Regions from separate parts of the Homo sapiens genome. Here region 1 is linked to region 2. A link is an interaction called in ENCODE POLR2A ChIA-PET data of the cell type or tissue named here. Cell type or tissue: OCI-LY7. All regions are shown on one strand. Links, peaks and the distances in the headings refer to the core of each region. The heading gives the core; the rest is flanking DNA. Region 1 has its middle 31 kb from the start of SNORA63E. Region 2 has its middle 8.4 kb from the start of KLHL6.

What was found. Peaks named below come from ENCODE experiments on the same cell type or tissue, not always from the same donor. Only the 100,000 strongest peaks of a DNase experiment are listed, where the experiment ranks them.
Region 1: POLR2A ChIA-PET joins it to region 2 with 5 read pairs; 5 of 35 experiments call an interaction of 5 or more read pairs at or near these places.

The regions. Positions count from the first base shown.
Region 1 is chr3:183,482,981-183,487,370 of GRCh38, reverse strand. No RefSeq gene overlaps it. Among named protein-coding and RNA genes, the nearest start is that of SNORA63E, 31 kb to the right of the region's middle. In OCI-LY7, for the core only: no CTCF peak of the experiment used is centred there; DNase peaks (open chromatin) are centred at 1,693 and 2,709; H3K27ac peaks cover 2,315 bases.
Region 2 is chr3:183,561,866-183,566,255 of GRCh38, reverse strand. No RefSeq gene overlaps it. Among named protein-coding and RNA genes, the nearest start is that of KLHL6, 8.4 kb to the right of the region's middle. RefSeq lists enhancers at 2,715-3,215, 3,216-3,716. In OCI-LY7, for the core only: a CTCF peak has its summit at 2,011; a DNase peak (open chromatin) is centred at 2,052; H3K4me3 peaks cover 889 bases; H3K27ac peaks cover 4,000 bases.

The sequences.
Region 1 (4,390 bases), core at 320-4,319, 79 kb after region 2:
GAATGTCAAAGAGTAGACAGATTTTCCCTCCCTAAAGATGCATTGCCTCGCTGAGCAAGCTTTTACCAACCCATATGCAAACTGCGTGACTCTTCTCTTGCCTGGCCTCAGCTCTTCTTACAGGAGACCCCCTTCTAGGTTTTTGATTACAGGTCTGACCTTTTAGCCTGCGTCCACCATTGTTCCTGTGTTGTCTCTGAAGCCCTCCCTGGTCTGTGCTTCTCAAATTGGGGCACGTGTAACTTGGGGTATGAGACTTCCCTTTAATCACTGGAAACCTTGTTATCAATTTAGTTTGTTTTGGTTACAATGCAAGACTCCTGTGTATTTGAAAAGGAAAATCAGAGGCTTTAAAGAAATCTGGGGTTCCATGAATAGCTTCAGACCTTCCCCTCTGGGCATCCCCAGAGGTAGATGTTCTGCCTTAGGACTTCTTGGTGGAAACCCTTGGGAATCACAGACCCAGCTTCCTCACTGGTGGGGAATGTTCTGGAGTGATCTTGGGCCCTGGATCTGAGTGCCAGTGCACCAGCTGTGAGTCAAACGGAGTTTTGACCTTAACTTTGCTGCTGAGCCTTCCAATTTCCCCGCTGGGTCTAAGTGATAATCTCATGTCTGGGCAGTTTGGCCGGGGCCAGGCATCTGCCCAGCTTTTCTTAGTGCCTCCCCCTGCACCAGCTCCTCCCTGCTGGTGTATGGCATCTTCTGGACCAGCTCCTTTTCACTGGACGTGCAGCCTTCATACAGGATCTCAGTTCTCTCCCGCCCTCCATAGGCCCATGCCTTATGTTCCGTTCCTGCATGTGGCCACAGTTGAAAACTCTTTGGTGCTGGGGATGAATCCAGGTCCAGTCCCACCCTCCCCAGTCTCCCCACCATTGGCCTGGCTGCTTACCAGTCACTCTGTTTTTCACTTCCATGTTTGTTTACTGGCACCTGGGGATTTTCCTTTTCTCTTTGCACATTCAGATGTCTGCTTTGTTATTGATTCCCACATGAAACGCTGCCTTGAAACCCATGCCCAACCATCTCTACTCATCTGCCTGGATAGAGAATATGAGACTTCCTGCTTATAAATTCTTTGGGAAAGTTAAAGCTGGGTAGAGGGAAAAGGGGGTGGCCTTTGATGTGTAAGACAACTGGAAATCTCCCTTTGTAACACGAATCCTGGTTCCTCCACGTTTGGCAGTGGAAGGAGAAGCTCCCAGTGGGCACGGAAATTTGGACCTCATAGCCCCAACTCTTCCCTGTAAGGAAAGAGTCCCATACACAACTCTTCATTTAATTTCCTAAGGAACATCAAAGACCAGACTGGAACAGTTAAAACTTTACTTATAACTTAAACATAGGAAGGGAAGATACTCTAGATTATGAGGATGACAAGAATCAGCTATCTCTGAGAAGCAATGTTTGTCTTGAGAAGAAGTGTGTGTGTGTGCGCGTGTGCATGTGTACGTATATGGTTTAAAAATAAAAATAAACAAGCTGGACATTAGTTAAAGCAGTGAAAACAAATTTTATTCAGTAACTGCTGACAGTAGCGGAAAGAGCTGAGCTCTATTCTGATTTGTGCAGAGATGCTGACTGGGCCTTTTAAAGGGAGAATAAGGGAGGCAGGAGGTGGAGCGAGCAGGTTCAGGTAGAGTCAGGGAAGTGAAAAATGACAAAGTGTTGGGCAGAGTCAATATGATGAGACCAGCTGTGTCTGCTAGCTGGCAGTTCTCGAAGCTAGGATCCTCTCTCCTTCCTGATAATTACCTTGAGGGGAATGGCTTTCAGGTCCTTGAGAAAGACACCCCTGAGCTGTAGGCAACACATACATAGTAGCTCAGAGCAACAGAGGAAGGATTCACAATGGTAAGCCTCCTTTTTTTAGTAAATGCTCTAAAAAAGCAAGATCAGGGGCCTGTTGTCAGATGTTGGTGGAACAAACTCAATTCTTTTGACAGCCTTAAGCTTTCCCAGACAGCAACTCAAAAGGGGGCTGGGCCATCCCAGGGACGTGGCCTCAGGCTGCTAGAAGCCATGCGATGGTTTGGTGAAGTCTCTGAGCGCAGGGTATGAGTGGAGTGTTGGTACTGAGAGTTTCAGTGTCCCAGGTATACTTACCTTATGAAACAGATACAGTTAAAAGAACAGGTGTGCCCACCACCTGCGCTGCTGTTGGCAGCATTTTAAAAGAGAACTGACCATTTTCTACAATCCACCACAGGCCCACTGTGCGAGGCCAGGAGTGCCGAAGCCCCTTCTTCTAGAATCTGCTGAAGGCAACTAAAGAGAAAAATAGTACTAAAGCTTCTTTGACCCATACAGGCCAGAGCAGTGCTTTCAAACTTTCTTGAACATGTATCACAATAAGAAACACATTTTCTGTATTTCCTATTCTATTTTTTTCTTAAAATGCTGTTCACAAGCCACCAAATTAATTTCATCACCCACTAAATGGGTCACAGGTCACAACCCATATCTGAAAGGTACAAGGCTGGAGGGCACTGACCTGGGCAGACAGGGCAGGGGTGAGGGGAGATGAGGGTGGCAAAGCCTGGTGTATTAGTCCATTTTCATATGCTGTGAAGAAATACCCGAGACTAGGTAATTTATAAAGGAAAGAGGTTTAATGGACTCACAGTTCCACATGGCTGGGGAGGCCTCACAATCATGGCAGGAGGTGAAGGAGGAACAAAGACATGTCTTACATGGCAGCAGGAAGGAGTGCCTGTGCAGGGGAACTGCCCTTTATAAAACCATCAGATCTTGTGAGACTTACTCACTATCACGAGAACAGCACGGGAAAAACCTACCCCCATTATTCAATTACCTCCCACCAGGTCTCTCCCATGACACCTGAGGATTATGGAGCCACAATTCAAGATGAGATTTGGGTGGGGACACAGCCAAACCATATCATCTTGATTTAACAAAGCGGCAATACACAGAAGGCAGAGGGAAAACCTGACTGCGCAGAGAAATCTGTAAGTCTGGCCTTAGATAAACAGGATTTTTGTTGGTGAAATTCTGTTCTTTGTTTTTTTGTTAGTTTGTTTGTTTTGTTGAGTTTTTTGAGGTTTTTTTTTGAGTTTTTTGAGTTTTTTTGTTAGTTTGTTTTTTTGAGTTTGTTTGTTTTTTTCTGTCGCCCAGGCCGGAATGCAATGGTGAGATCTCAGCTCACTGCAACCTCCACCTCCTGGATTCAAGCAATTCTCCTACCTCGGCCTCCTGAGTAGCGGGGATTACAGGCACCTGCCACTACGCCCAGCTAATTTTTGTATTTTTAGTAGAGACAGGGTTTTGCCATGTTGGTCAGGCTGGTCTCGAACTCCTGGCCTCAGGTGATCCGCCTCCGCCTGCCTTGGCCTCCCAAAGTGCTGGGATTACAGACATGAGCCACTATGCCTGGCCGAAATTCTATTCTTTCATAGTAAAAATGTAGTAATAGGAGCATCTATTGAGTAATTTCCCTGAAACATGAGACCAAGCCAGAAATAGAAAAAAAAAAAAAAAAGAAAAAGATTAGGACAGTGACAAAACTAGTCTAGGAAGAAATGCTGAGGTTTTTAATTGTCAAAGTGCATTCTGGTAGAATGTCACATTCCGGGAAAAGGTCACTGGAGGAATCTGTAGGAAAAATGATGCCTTAGATTTTGTTCTGAGTTCTAAGTAGACATTAGTGAAAGAAGGAATGGGGTGAGTCTTTGTGAAACAATGCAACAAATATTCATTGAGCGCCTACTACGTGCCAGGCATGATTTCTGTCCATCTGTGAACAAAACAAAGCCTCTGCTCACATGAGCTAACATTCTAGTAGAGAGAGACAGGCAAGAATCAAACAAGCATATAATATAATGACAAGTAGAGATAAATGTCCAAAGAAAGTAACTCAGGGGAAGGGTGATGCATGCTACTTGAGCTAGGATGAACACAGCCAACCTTTCTGATAGAGACACTTAAACAGAGGCTTGAGTGAAGAGAGCATGAGAGGCCTGAGAGTATCTGGGGAAGCTTACTCCAGGCAGAGGGAAGAGCTAATGAGGCTCTGAGGTGGGAGGCTTCTGTGTATTTAAGGAACAGTCATGGCTGGGCACGGTGGCTCATGCCTGTAATCCCAGCACTTTGGCAGGCCAGGATGGGCAGGTCATTTGAGGTCAGGAGTTCGCGACCAGCTTGGCCAACATGGTGAAACCCTGTCTGAACTAAAAATACACAAAAATTTAGCTGGTCATTGTGGCATCCCTGTAGTCCCAGCTACTTGGGAGGCTGAGGCAGGAGGATCGCTTGAACATGGGAGGCAGAGCTTGTAGTGAGCCGAGATTGCGCCACTGCACTCCAGCCTGGGTGACGGAGTGAGACTCCATCTCAAAAATAAATAAATAAATAAGTAAGGAACAGTCAA
Region 2 (4,390 bases), core at 241-4,240:
TGGCCCTGCCTACCTCTCCCATCCCACATCATTCCCAGCCCAAATTTTCTTCACTCCAACCACTTGGCCTTCTTTCAGTTTCTTATACTTGCTGTAGTCTCTCCTCCAATGGGGCTTTGCCCCTGCTGTAGCCTCTTCCTGGACAACTCTTTTCCCTGCTGTTCATGTGGGTGGTGCATATTCTCCCATCACATCTTGGTCATCAAACAGGCCTTCACTGACCTCTTTGACCACGTCAAATTGCCCCTGAGAAAGGTTCTTCACCAAGTGCATCTCCCTCATGGCATTTAGAATGATTGCAATGTGTGTGTTTTTTTCTTACGATTGATCTCCCTCATTGGACTGTATGCTCCTTGAGGGTAGGAACTGTGTCACTTTTGTTCAGCATTGTATCTGGAGAACAGATTTTTGCACACCATTATATCACTAAATATTAAATATTTGATGATGAGTGAAGGCCTTTCCTTGTGGTCTTTTCATATATATATATGAAAATATGATTATGTGTGTGTATACATACACACACATAATCATATTTGCAAAAATGGCAACATAATGTACATTACTTTTTTTTTTTTGAGATGGAGTCTGGTCCTATCGCCCAGGCCGAGTGCAGTGGCGCGATCTCAGCTCACTGCAACCTCCACCTCCTGGGTTCAAGTGATTCCCTTGCCTCAGCCTCCTGAGTACCTGGGACTACAGGTGCATGCCACCAAGACTGGCTAATTTTATTTTTAGTAGAGACAAGGTTTCACCATGTTGGTCGGGCTGGTCTTGAACTCCTGACCTCAAGTGATCCACCTGCCTCGGCCTCCCAAAGTGCTGGGATTATAGGCGTGAGCTTCTGCACCTGGTCATAATGTACATTAGCTTTTTATAGCTTCCTCCCCTTAGCAATAAGTGAACATTCGGGGGCTGTTCTTATTGACAAAATCCACTTTTTGGAATTTTTGCTGTTTCCCATTTACTCCTTGACTCTTCATTTGCAAAGTACACTTTAGATTTGGATATGGATAGCAGACCTGAATTAGCACTGGCTGCAGCTATGGTATCTGATCCTTTCCTAGGGCCCATCAGTGCACCTGGTGACATCTCTGGTCTGTGGAGGATGGGAGCGCAGAGGTAGTATGTGGGGTCAGATGGATGAACTCCACACCACTGCTCTGCTTCTGTTTCAGGGAGGCTCATTTGGATGAAAAGAACAGAGTCTCAATCAAGCCACATTGAGAAATGTGGGCCCAGGCAGAAATCTCTCTAAAATTCATGAGCAGAGCCCTCATTGGAGCAGGAGGGTGGGTCCAGATCCACAGTGGGCTCAGGACTTCAGCAACAGGAGCCCATGGTCTTCCTTCCACCCAGCCTCAGGGTGACCTGTCTCAGCTACTTTCTGCATATTGGCTTCAGTCTCCTTTTTATGCCTTCTGGGTCCCTCTGCTTACTAACAGTTTTTGCTTTTCAGAAGTTTGGCTTGCACAGGGCTTTAGCTTGCCATGGCTCTGACCCTACCTCGTGGATCTCTTGATGAATCCTTTTGCCTCCTGTTTCTGCTGCCAAATGGCAAACTCTGTGTTCCTTATTTCAAATTTCAGAGAGAGGGAGGGAGGGAGGGAGGAAGAGAGAGACTCCAATGGTTCTATCTGATTTTTTTTGAGACATGGTCTCACTCTGTTGCCCAGGCTAGAGTGCAGTGGTGTGATCATGGCTCACTGCAGCCTCCGCCTCCCAGGCTTCAGAGATCATGCCGCCCCAGCCTTCTGAGTAGTCGGAACCACAGGCGTGCACCACCACATCCAGCTAATTAACAAATTTTTTGTAGAGACAGGGCCTCCCTATTTTGCCCAGGCTGGTCTTGATCTCCTCGGCACAAGCTGTCCACCTGCCTTGGCCTCCCAAAGTGCTGGGATTACAGGCATGAGGCATCAGGTGAGGCCCCATCTGACATTTTTGAGCCAGCTGTACGTGTCCTTGAACTAATCTCTGTACTTGGCTGTCTTTGGGTGGGGGGCGCTCACTCTAGTCCAAGTAATAAGGGGAAACAGCTGAGTCATGTGGTACCGGAAAATGGCTTCCTGGGGAATAGAGGATGTGGGCTGGTAACTTTTCATTAGAATAGGGCATGGGCGGCCAAACACTACTACTGACTTACCTGTGTGACCTGGGACAAAACAGCCAACTTTGGTTTTAAGCCTGGGTTTCCTCAGTTGTAAAAAGGAAAATAATCTATTTTATCAAGTTACAGGATAAAAGGATATAAAATGAGGAAAGGTACACAGAACACTTTGTAACATCTCAATAAATGGTGCTCTTAGTACTAGTATCATCTATAAAATACTTTTTTTCAAAATGGCTCTCTAATTCAGGCTCTTTAAAGGAACATTGTCCCAGATGGATAAATCCTTCTACGGATTGTTATGACTCTGGTTAGAATAATGTTCTGATGCAGAGGGTTGGGTGATGGAAATCTTTATTTCCCTGGGGAGGTGGTGGTGTATGGACCCATCTACACTGACTATGTGAAAATGATCCAAGATAACATGGGAAAAATAGATGGCCTGTAGATACTAACAAAGGGCATTGAAGGAGTTTTTGGTCTGAAGCCAGAAGCCTGATTTAGAATCAAATGTACACACTTTTTCTTCTACAGAAGGGTTTGCATAATAATAGCTAATGCTTACATAGTGCTTAATATATGCCAGCCATTGTTCTACAGGCTTCACGTATTTCCTTATTTCTATAACACATTGAGGTGGATACTATTATTACTTCCAATTTGTAGGTATATGAAACTGAGGCATTGACCTGTTTTGTTTTGTTTTTTTCTCTTTTTTTTTTTTTTGAGACGGAGTCTCGCTCTATCGCCCAGGCTGGAATGCAGTGATGCAATCTTGGCTCACTGCATCCTCCGCCTCCCTGGTTCAAGTGATTTTCCTGCTTCAGCCTCTGGAGCAGCTGGGACTGCAGGTGCGTGCCACCATACCCAGCTGATTTTTGTATTTTTAGTAGAGATGGGGTTTCACCATGTTGGCCAGGATGATCTCAATCTCCTGACCTGGTGATCCGCCCGCCTTGGCCTCCCAAAGTGCTGGGATTACAGGCATGAGCCACCGTGCCCAGCCTTGAAACTATAATCAACTGACCTTACTTTGACCTTATGCCTGTCTGCAGTCCTTGGTTCTCTGGGCTTGTATTGCTGTTCCTCTAGGACTGGAGTCTTGCCTTGCTCCTCCCACTTCCTTCCAGAGACAGTGTTCTTCCATGAACTCCAAACCGGAAGGCTAGCTCCCTTAGGGCTGCCACCAGACCCCTTAATAACTTGGGCAAGCCTGGTCAAGAGGCAAACCAGGACACAACGCCATCCTGGGACAAGCGTGAGGCTACATGGGATGGTCCAAAAGTTAGTATCTGTCGGGAAATTCCCTTTATGAGAAAACTAGATTGGCCTCAGGGCAGGTATAGAAGCTGGAAGGTGCCAAGCTGGGCTGCAGAAGTGGCTTTTTTTTTGCTTTATTTTTTTTGCTGATGGGAGCAGATGTGGCTTCTATAGCGAGAACTTGGAGGTGAGGACCACACTGGGGTCTGCAGAGGAAGAGTGGTACAGCATTTGGGCCTGGCAGATGAGTGTCCCAATACTGCTCTGCCTCTGTTTCGGGTAAGTGCGTTTGCCTGTAAGGAGCAGAGACACAATCAATCTACTTCATGAAAAGGGGGTCAGGCAGAATCTCTCTGAAATCCAAGAGTAGAGCCCGAACTGGAGCTGGAGGGAGGTGCACATGCAAGGAGGCCGCAGGACCTCGGCAATCTAAAGAGGAGGGTGGGGTCACAGTGGGGTGATAGTGAATGTTCAGCAACTGGCTCTCAAGGACAAAGCCCTGATTCATAGCATTTATCAATTTCTATGGTGTAAATATCCCTATCATGGCTAATTTCAACCAACACCAAGTCACTGCCCTTGAAGTGAGGAAGAAATGCACAAAATCAACTCCCTAGGGTCAGTACAAGTCTACTGCAGCATACCAAATGTTAATTTTGATTCTTTTCTGAATTTTCCAGGTTTTCAACAAGGTAACTTATTATTGTTTCATAACCAGAAAAACACCCAGCAAAAGTTAATTTTTTAATAAAAGAAATGTGGGGTTTTGGGGTGGGATGAAAAATGGGATGTGGTTTGTTAAGGACAAACTTCCCTGATTTCACTACTTGTTGAGGGTAGACGGTCAGCCTTGGCTTTTACCATCTCTTGCCTCTATGCCTTCTTTTTCTTTTCTTTTCTTTTTTTTTTTTTTTGAGACTAGGTCTTGTTCTGTTGCCCAGGCTGGAGTGCAGTGGTGTGATCTCAGCTCACTGTAACCTCCACCTCCCAGGTTCAAGTGATTCTCCTGCCTCAGCCTCC